Regions from separate parts of the Homo sapiens genome. Here region 2 is linked to region 1. The links are chromatin loops, found by intact Hi-C in ENCODE. Cell type or tissue: endothelial cell of umbilical vein. All regions are shown on one strand.

Region 1 (5,000 bases):
ACACATGGCATTGAGCATCTTGTTATGTGCTTTTAGCCATTTGTATAGCTTCTTTGAAGAAACGTCTATTCAGAGCTTTTGTTTTTCCAAGGACACGAAAACTGGCATTTTTTATTTATTTATTTTATGTTTTTGAGACGGAGTCTCGGTCTTGTTGCCCAGACTGGAGTGCAATGGCATGATCTCTGCTCACTGCAACCTCCGCCTCCCGGGTTCAAGTGATTCTCCTGCTTCAGCCTCCCAAGTAATTGAGGTTACAGGTGCCCACCACCATGCCCGGCTAATTTTTTTGTACGTTTAGGAGAGACGGGGTTTCACCATGTTGGCCAGACTGGTCCCGAACTCCTGACCTTAGGTGATCCGCCTGCCTTGGCCTCCCAAAGTGCTGGGATTACAGGCGTGAGCCATGGGCGCCCGGCCTGTTGATTTATTTTTTAACGTTTTCATCTCCCTGTGGAGTCTCTTTTCAAATGTATTTTCGTGTTCCTCTGTTTTGAGGTCTGACGTTTGTTGCCTGGAAGCTGCAGTGCAGCCGTTGGGGACACTGCACAGCTTGGGGCCTCTGAATCCCGATGTGCCCTAGTCCTGGGCCCTGTTTCTTCTTCTCCTGAGGCCACACATCTGGCCATCCTGTTGTCCAGCTGTGGCCCAGGTAACTTCCCAACTGCCTGGAGGAGTGGCCCGAGCCTCTTTGCTGCCTGACAGCCCTGGGCTCACTGTCCTGCAGCCCCACCAGCAGTGATGAGGATCTGGAGTAGAGCTGTGGGGGATGGCCCTGCAGCAGTCTGTTGTCCCCTGAGGTCGTGGTGCCTCTTGCTCTGGGCCCTGGATTCTCTGGATCCTGCAGCAGTCACCACTCATGCTTCTGCTATGCTTTCCGGTGTCTTCACTCCTCCTTTTGTCTCTGCCTTGCCTGTCCAGTGGATGCAAATGCCTGTTCTCAGTTTTCTGTCTTTAACTGGGAGTTCTGTTTATGTCCACATGGCTCTCCTCTCAGGCCACCAGGGAAGTGACACCTGCAGTGGTCTGTAGCCTAGCCCATTTGTTAGGGAGATGGGCTCTGGGTGTCACTGGCTGGCAGAATGGCCACGGCCCTGGACTTAAGTCTCTCTGCAGGGCCTGGAGGGGCGCTAGGCTGCCCTGAGATGGCACAGCCCCCGGGAATTGAACAGTTGGGTCAGAGAGGATACCCATAAGCTGCAGGGTTGCTGGCGGGGGTGGGGGATTCCACTTGCCCAGATCACATGGAGCGGGAGAAGGGGCATGCACTGGGGTGTTTCTTCCCTTCTTCCCCAGCTGCATCACCTAGTCAAGCTGGTGGCCACTCTGCCGCCCTCCAGATCCTGCTGTGACCTGGGCTTCCAGGAAGGCTGTCTCATCCTAGGCCAGGGCCCTCCGTTCTCTTCTGCATTTTGGACAGTTTCTGCAGTGAGCGTTCTGAACAGGATGAACAGCTGTCTTTAAAAGCAGGGTCCAGCACCCTAGCGTGTGTCCCTGGTCTCTCCGGTAGCAGGCACCTACACAAAGTGATCCTCCTCTGGGCTCAGGGGGACAGTGAGTGGGGAAGTCCTCCTTTGGGTGAAGTCGGGGGCAGGATGGCCTCAGGCCCAGGCTCCTGTGACCCCTTGGCCCTGCTCTGGATTTGGGAGGAGGGGGGTCCCTTCCTTGAGGCATCTCCACCGGGCCCCCATGTGGATACAGGCCTGGGGCCCCTAGGCCCCCTCAGCACCTTCTGACCTAGCCCTGCCTCTCCTTCGCAGGAAGCTGTGCCAGCCACAGAGCACTGGCAGCCTCCTTGGAGACCCTGCTGCCTCCAGCCCCCCAGGCGAGCGTGGGCGCTCGGCCTCGCCCCCACAGGTAAGTGAGGCATGCCTGGGGTGACTGTCCCAAGCACCTGCAGGGCACTCTGTGCTGCATCAGTAACCCTTGTCACCTTCCTCACCAGCTCTTTGGAGCATGAGCTGCTCCAAGTTGAGCCGCCTCCCTCCGCCCAGGGACCAAGGGGGAAGCTGTCGGGTTGGGGTTGGGGGCAGATTCCTGCCAGTGTGGCCGCAGCACCCCAGTGTCACAGTGCGGAACCTGGGACGGGGGGCGGCTCCCTGATGTGGGCTCAACCCTGGGCTTCCTGCTCCTGTGTCACAGTTATCACTGGGGAAGCATGCTGAGCACAGCAGCGCTTTAGACCAGTCCCCAGGGGTGGCCCGCTCACACACTGGGCCCTGCCCTCCCCCTGCATCGATCCCAGCAGGCTGATGGGCCCCAGCTGAGGCCACCCTGAGCGGCACCTGGGACCTGACTTGGTGCTCGGGCGCCCCCATGTGGCCAGCGTGGGCCTTGCAGGCGGCGTTGGGTTTTCTAGCCAGGCCAGGGGATTGCCTGTTGCTGCTCAGCCACTCTGTGCTCCCCTCTAAAATGATCTCTGCTCCTCTCCAGAAGCGGCTGCAGCCTCCTGATTTCATCGACCCCCTAGCCAACAAGAAACCCCGGATATCGCACTTCACTCAGAGAGCTCAGCCTGCCGTCAACGGGAAGCTGGGCGTGCCCAATGGCCGTGAGGCCTTGCTGCCCACCCCGGGCCCACCAGCCAGCACGGACACCCTCAGCTCCAGCACTCACCTGCCCCCGCGGCTGGAGCCCCCGAGGGCCCACGACCCCCTGGCCGATGTCAGCAATGACCTGGGCCACAGCGGCCGAGACTGTGAGCACGGAGAGGCGGCTGCCCCAGCCCCCACTGTGCGCCTCGGCCTGCCCCTGCTGACGGACTGTGCCCAGCCCAGCAGGCCACACGGCAGCCCCTCGCGCAGCAAGCCCAAGAAGAAGTCCAAGAAGCACAAAGACAAGGAGAGGGCGGCTGAGGACAAGCCCCGGGCCCAGCTTCCAGACTGTGCACCTGCCACCCATGCCACCCCCGGAGCCCCAGCAGACACCCCAGGTAGGTGCCCAGGCAGGAGGGCGTTGCCGGGGCTCTAAGTACTGGCCCCACACCCGCCTCACCCTCATGGGGTGTCGAGGGGGCTCAAGCTGTAGAAGCCAGGGGAGGGGACCCTGTTGCCCCAGGCCCCATCAGATTTGCCCTGTGTGCCTGGCACCTGGCACCCTATGTTCCTGCACCTGGTCCTCTCCCTGCCTGTCTGGAGTGCCCGGTGCCACTTGCAGTCAATGTGCCAGGCCAGCACTGGGGGCCGGAGGCCCAGAGCCTTGTGGGGAACTGAGGCCGCAGAAGGGGCTAACATGCAGAGAGGAATGGGGCCCAGGCCCCAGCTCTGACTGCAGGGAAGCCCCAGGAGCCAGGGCCATGCTGAGGTCTGCTGGGGTTCAGGGAAGACAGTGGGGGCCCAGGCAAGCCAGCCCTATTCAGGGAGAGGCAGCACAGGTGCAGATGGGCAGATCCTGGTGGGAGAGGGATAGCACCTGGACCTCTGTAGGCACCGTGCGACTGTTGTGGACTGTAGGTTTCTGCTGTGGGGACAGGGCCTGGCAGGCTGGGATTGGGGAGCCAGGAGACCTGGGCGGCTCCGAGACCACAGCCCAGGCACCTAAACTGAGCAGCAGTAGCACCCGCCTAGCACCGTGGCCATGAGCCTGCGCAGCTGTTCATTTATAGGAACCAGCAGAAGCAGTGGCCAGCGTGCAGCGGCTGTTCCACCACCATGTGCGACAGGGGCTGCAGTGGTCCCATGTGGCGATGGCGGCCAGTTGCAGATGGCCACTTCGCTCTCGGCGCCAGCTGGCCCAGGGCAGCCCAGGTGGTGTCACCTGCTGTGCTTTTGGGTTGTGTCTCTGGGGAGGAGGCTGAGTCAGGGGATTCCTGGGATGAGGGTGGGAGCCCTTCTTTCATTATAGCTTTGCGTTGCTCAGAGGGCCATGCCCCGTCCCCTGCTGTGGCTGGAGAGCAGGTCCTCACAACTGTGGCTGGGTCTTACTGGATAGGAAGGAAGACTTTCGGGGTTGGGTCAGCCCTGCCTCGTGCTGGGCTTCCCACCTCCCGTGGGACTGCATGTGGGGGCCGACGGGGAGAAGGTGGCCTTACTCCCTGGGCAGCCTCTCTGACCAGGGCCATGCTCAGGGCAGGACTCCTGATTCCCAGGACACACCCACACCCCACAGCCAGACCTGGGCCACGATCAAATGGCAGGATCTGCCATTTGAGACCCTTGGCCCGGCTCCAGGGTCCACAGACCACTCTGGGCTGTGTCCCTTCCTTGGATGCCCAGTGCCTAGGTGCCAAGACAGGCCTGGGGACTCAAGGTGGTTTCCTGTCTGGCCTGGTGCGTGTTGGCCCCTAGGCAGTTCATCCCCGGCCCAGGGGCTGTCATCTCTACCACAGGTGAGAAAATGCAAAGCAGGGGTAGATGTCCCAAGCACCAAGAAAAGGACAGTGGAGGCACCAGAAGCTGAGCCTGGTGCTGGTGGTCCATGTTACCAGAGTCCTGAAGGTGGTACTTGTGCAGGGCATGTCTTAGCTGTCCTGTGCCCGTGCCCAGGACAAGCAAGTAGAGAGACGTGGGCTGTGAAGGGGAGAGATGGGGAGAGGAGCTGCTGTGGGGGTGTTCTCCGGGGCCCCGAAGCAGGGACCAGCTTGGCCGGCCCCACACAGCCAGAGCTTGAGTAGGAGTCGGGGGCCGCTGAGGTTTGCCAAGGGCTGGACTTTGAAGGTCCCACTGGTACCAGGTTGAGCTGACCCTGAGCCTTGATTTCCCCGTTTGTCATCCTAGCTGGTGAAGATCTTGGGGCATGTCAAATGAGGTAATGTTGACCAGCCTGACACATGGCAGTTATCTGTTGTAGAATACCCACGGAGTCCACTGCGTGGCGGGAGCATGGGCTTGGCCTTCGCAGCTGCGCCTTGCCTCTCACTTCCTTCTGGCCCGGACCAGGGTCAGACCCATTCAATACATGCCCATTGAGTTGCGTCCCTGGGAAGGCCACAGCCTCTTAAAGACAACCCAGGTGGGGGTGGTGGTGATATGGAAGACAGTGTCTGGCCCAAAGTGGGGAGT
Region 2 (5,000 bases), 470 kb before region 1:
CTTGTAATCTCAGCTACCGGGAGGCTGAGACAGGAGAATCGCTTCAACCCGGAGGCCGAGGTTGCAGTGAACCGAGATCGCGCCACTGCACTCCAGCCTGGGTGACAAAGTTGTAAGAATTAAAGAGGAAAGAAACACGAAAGGTGGCTTGCCAGTCAAGACAGGTTTATTTTAGAGAAAACAAACCTGAGAGGCGCCTTCTGGCGGAGTTGGGTCAGAGTAACACTCTTTTACAGACTAAGAGTTTTTAAGGATTCAGGGTCGGAGAGTTTATCAGAGGCTTGAACTGCTTCTGTGTCTCTTCGTTGTGCTTATCTGGGAGGGAGAGTTGTGTGTCTGTTCCCATACATCTTTCTTTTTTCTTTTCTTTTCTTTTCTTTTTTTTTTTTTTTTGAGATGGAGACTCGCGCTGTTGCCAGGCTGGAGTGCAGTGGCGTGATCTCGGCTCACTGCAACCTCCGCCCCCAGGTTCAAGCAATTCTCCTTTCTCAGCCTCTCGAGTAGCTGGGATTACAGGCGCGCGCCACCATGGCCCGGCTAATTTTTGTATTTTTAGTAGAGACGGGGTTTCACCATGTTGGCCAGGATGGTCTCCATCTCTTGACCTTGTGATCTGCCCGCCTTGGCCTACCAAAGTGTTGGGATTACAGGTGTGAGCCACCGTGCCCAGCCTCCCATACATCTTTCTGCAGCTGCAGGCATACCCCCCTACTCTGCTTTTAGCTTGCCTATTTTAGTGCACCTGAAGGGAAAGGAATGTGCTTATTAAGGCCCACTGTTTTACTGGGGCCCGTTGTATGAAGGTGAAGTTTGGCAGTTACCCAAGAAATTTTCTTCCCACTCTCTCTCTGTCCGAGCTGTCTTTCTGTGTTTTACTGTCTCCTCTTTCTGGCTGCTTGTAGTTAGAAGTGATTTCCTGGCCGGGCGCGGTGGTTCACACCTGTAATTCCAGCACTTTGGGAGGCGGGCGGATCACCTGAGGTCAGGAGTTCGAGACCAGCCTGACCAACTTGGTGAAACCCCGTCTCTACTAAAAAATACAAAAATTAGCCGGGCATGGTGGCAGGCACCTTAATCCCAGCTACTTGGGAGGCAGAGGCAGGAGAATCGTTTGAACCCAGGAGGTGGAGGTTGCAGTGAGCCAAGATCCAGCCATTGCATTCAAGCCTGGGGAACAAGAGCGAGACTTCTCTATTAAAAAAAAAGAAAAAAGAAATTTCCTTAAAATTCATGAGGCTAGAAAGGGGGCTGGAACTTAAAGTGGCAGTGTTTGTCTGAGATGTTGGTGCTCTTACTATGTCAAAAGTGAGACCCTATCTCAAAAAAAAAAAAAAAAAAAGAAAAAAAGAATGTTTCTAGTAGGCTTTCTTGTCTTCACCAGAACCCGCCACTGGAAAAAGAAAAAAAAAAAGGCAGAGGGAGATTTGAGACACAGAGATGATGGAAGCAGAGATGGGAGTAATGTGGCTACAAACTGAGGAATGTAACAGTCACCAAAAGCTGGGAGAGGCAGGGAAGTATCCTCCCCTAGAGCCTTTGGAAGGAGTGTGGCCCTGCTGACACCTTGATTTGGGACTTCTGGCCTCCAGGACTGTGACTGTGAAGGAATACTTTTTTTTTTTTTTTTTTTTTTTTTGAGACAGGATCTCACTCTGTGTCACCCAGGCTGGAGTGCAGTGGCATCCTCCTCCTCCTGGGTTCAAGCGATTGTCCTGCCTCAGCCTCCCAAGTGGCTAGGATTACAGGTGCCCACCACCACACCCAGCTAATTTTTTTTTTGTTTTTTTGTTTTTGAGATGGAGTCTTGCCCTGTTGCCCAGGCTGGAGTGCAGTGGCACGATCTCAGCTCACCACAACCTCTGCCTCCCGGGTTCAAGCAGTTCTCCTGCCTCAGCCTCCCTAGTAGCTGGGACTACAGGCGTGTGCCACCACACCCAGCTAATTTTTGTATTTTTCCTAGTGATGGGGTTTCACTGTGTTGGCCAGGCTCGTCTGTAACTCCTGACCTCATGATCCGCCTGCCTCAGCCTCCCAAAGTGCTGGGATTATAGGCATGAGTTACCGTTCCTGGCCTAATTTTTGTATTTTTAGTAGAGACAGGGTTTTATCATGTTGGTCAGGCTGATCTCGAACTCTTGACCTCAAGTGATCTGCCCGCCTCAGCCTCCCACAGTGCTGGGATTACAGGTGTGAGCCACCACGCCTGGCCAGGAATACTTTTTTTTTTTGAGACAGAGTCTAACTCTGTCACCCAGGCTGGAGTGCAGTGGCACAATCTCAGCTCACTGCATCCTCCGCCTCCTGGGTTCACACCATTCTCCTGCCTCAGCCTTCAGAGTAGCTGGGATTACAGGTGCCTGCCACCACGCCCAGCTAATTTTTGTTTTTTTGTTTTTGAGATGGAGTCTTGCTCTGTTGCCCAGGCTGGAGTGTAGTGGCATGATCTCAGCTCACCACAACCTCTGCCTCCTGGGTTCAAGCGATTCTCCTGCCTCAGCCTCCCGAGTAGGTGGGATTACAGGCGTGCGCCACCACACCTGGCTAATTTTTGAGGAATACATTTTTTAAGCCATCTGGTCTGTGGTAGTTCATGACAGTGGCCTGAGCAACCTCAGCCCCACCTGAGGTGGCCCCAGGGAGAGCACCTGGCAGTCTTTGCCCTTTGCTGCCCCCAGCACTAGGCTACCATCATGACGTTTCTGGGTTTCTGACATTTGCCAGTTTGCCCACAAGATGGCAGGCACCGCCCAGCTGTTGGGGTTGAAGCAGCTCATAGGCCTTGAGTTGCTGACGGCCCAGTGCGGTCAGATCACTGGCTACAGGGACAGAAGGGAGGAGTTACTACCCCCAAGGTTTCTGGCTACAGGGCCCCCATCCTGTCACCCGCCTTCCCAAACAGTACCCTGATTCCTCAACCATGGCCACATCTTAAGCCACCTGGGGCCAGTGCTGGGGCCATCCTAGGGCCAGGTGACCTTGGTGGATGTGGCCTCCTGGCTTTGGTGGTTCCTGGGCTCCCAGGTGATCGTAGTGAGCCCTTGGGGTTGAAGAGCAATGCTCTCCCACCCCGGGGACACACATGCGTCCTGATGGTAGGATCGTCCCTGGAAGTCGAGGAAAACCACAACGGTTCCAGAGCCTCACGTCAGGGTCACGGTCTGCACATTTGTTGTTGTTATGCTTCCCGGCACTCTTGTCTCTCCAGTGCACTCTGCAGCCTCTGAGCACTTCCGCACGCACAGTCTCCTGGGCACCTGCATTTCACACAGGGGCGGCTGAGGCCACCCTGGTGCCCCCGATGGCGCCCCACTGTGTCCTCACTTTGAAAGCCCAACAGCCAGCTTTTGTCTCTTTTTTTTCCCTAAAGATAGACAGGGTCTCACTCTGTCACCCAGGCCAGAGTGCAGTGCAGTGGCATGATCATAGTCCACTGTAGCCTCGACCTCCCAGGCTCAAGCGATCCTCCTTCATGAACCTCCTGAGTCGCTGGGACTACAGGTGCATGCTACCACACCTGGCTAATATTTATAATTTTTTTATGGACACAGGGTCTCAGACCGGGCACGGTGGCTCATGCCTGTAATCCCAGCACTTTGGGAGGCCGAGGCGGCTGGTTCACAAGGTCAGGAGTTCAAGACCAGCCTGGCCAATATGGTGAAACCCCATCTCTACTAAAAATACATATAGTCGCGGCTACTCGGGAGACTGAGGCAGAAAAATCTCTTGAACCCAGGCGGCAGAGGTTGTAGTGAGCCGAGATACACGCCACTGCACTCCAACCTGGGTGACAGAGCAAGACTCCATCAAAAAAAAAAAAAAAAAAAAGACTATGCTTTTTGCTATGTTGCCTATGCTGGTCTCAAACTCCTGGGCTCAAGCAGTGCTCCTGCTTTGGCCTCCCAAAGCACTGGGTTTACAGGTGTGAGCCACCACACCTGGCCTGTCTTTTTTAACTGAGGGTGGCATGTGGCCCTGGGCTAGTCACCTAACTGAAGTCCACCTCAGAAGGTTGATTGAGAGTTACTTATTTATTTTTTATTGAGATGGAGTCTTGCTCTGTCACCTAGGCTGGAGTGCAATGGCGTGATCTCGGCTTACTACAGCCTCTATCTCCCGGGTTCAAGTGATTCTCTTGCCTCAGCCTCCTGAGTAGCTGGGATTATAGGCGCCCGCCACCACACCTGGCTAATTTTTGTATTTTTAAGTAGAGGCGGGGTTTCACCATGTTGGCCAGGCTGGTCTGGAACTCCTGACCTCTAATGATCCACCCACTTCGGCCTCCCAAAGTGCTGGGATTACAGGCATGAGCTACCATGCCCGGCCTATAATATGTTTCTTTGCATACTTGAAAAGGTACATATTTCACCTGTCCATCCCATTTGCAGGTGGGGCTCGATTTCTGCAGCCACCACCCTCCGCATGCCTTTGACATTCTTCTAGGAGTTATTTATTTAGATGGCATCTTGTTCCAAATCATAGCCAGATACCCACTCTGGCTACCAGGGCCTGAGCAGAAGCTGCTGGGTCCTCTTGGCAATGGCAGCCTGAGTCAGGCTGGGGCCAGGTCTGCGGCGGCCTGGGATGAGGACACGTTTGACATCCACGCTCCTCCCTCAGGCTGGGGAGAAGGAAGAGATGTGGCTTGGAATCTGTGGTTCTCGGCTTCAGAGGACAGGGCAGAGTGACTCCCCCTGGTTTGGGCACTGGGTCCTTTGACCCTGTGCCTTGACAGCTGGCAGGCCCTCTTGCTGACAGCCTTCTCAGTCCCCTCTGTTTAGAGGTTGTTGGAGTGGCGATGCCAAGGTGGCTGGGCCCCTTCCCAACTGTACTTTCCTCTCGAAGCCCCCAGGGGCCTGGGCGAGCACCCTCAGGCCATGGGCTGAGCTGCACTGTGCCCACCTGCCATGGGCACCCTGGGAAGTCAGCCAGCCTCCGGGGGCAGCATGCAAAGCTGTGTTCTGGAGAGCGGTCCCAGCCTCCCTCCCTGGCCTGGGCTCAGG

The links. Hi-C counts contacts between places; a loop is a spot of excess contacts. Peaks named below come from ENCODE experiments on the same cell type or tissue, not always from the same donor. Only the 100,000 strongest peaks of a DNase experiment are listed, where the experiment ranks them.
Region 2: a loop joins it to region 1, with 4 times the contacts of the local background. A loop is called at or near these places in 9 of 110 quality-filtered maps.

What each region holds. Positions count from the first base shown.
Region 1 is chr19:18,448,409-18,453,408 of GRCh38, reverse strand. It overlaps ELL (elongation factor for RNA polymerase II), which reads left to right. Exons shown (of 12, transcript NM_006532.4): 7 at 1,761-1,857; 8 at 2,434-2,932. Among named protein-coding and RNA genes, the nearest start is that of ISYNA1, 13 kb to the right of the region's middle. RefSeq lists enhancers at 1,600-2,406, 2,407-3,213. In endothelial cell of umbilical vein, a CTCF peak has its summit at 2,318 (motif pointing left); a DNase peak (open chromatin) is centred at 2,318.
Region 2 is chr19:18,913,581-18,918,580 of GRCh38, reverse strand. The region is part of intron 1 of COPE (coat protein complex I subunit epsilon); the gene reads left to right. Among named protein-coding and RNA genes, the nearest start is that of COPE, 3.3 kb to the left of the region's middle. RefSeq lists an enhancer at 94-984. In endothelial cell of umbilical vein, a CTCF peak has its summit at 2,712 (motif pointing right); a DNase peak (open chromatin) is centred at 2,740; H3K4me3 peaks cover 270 bases; H3K27ac peaks cover 203 bases.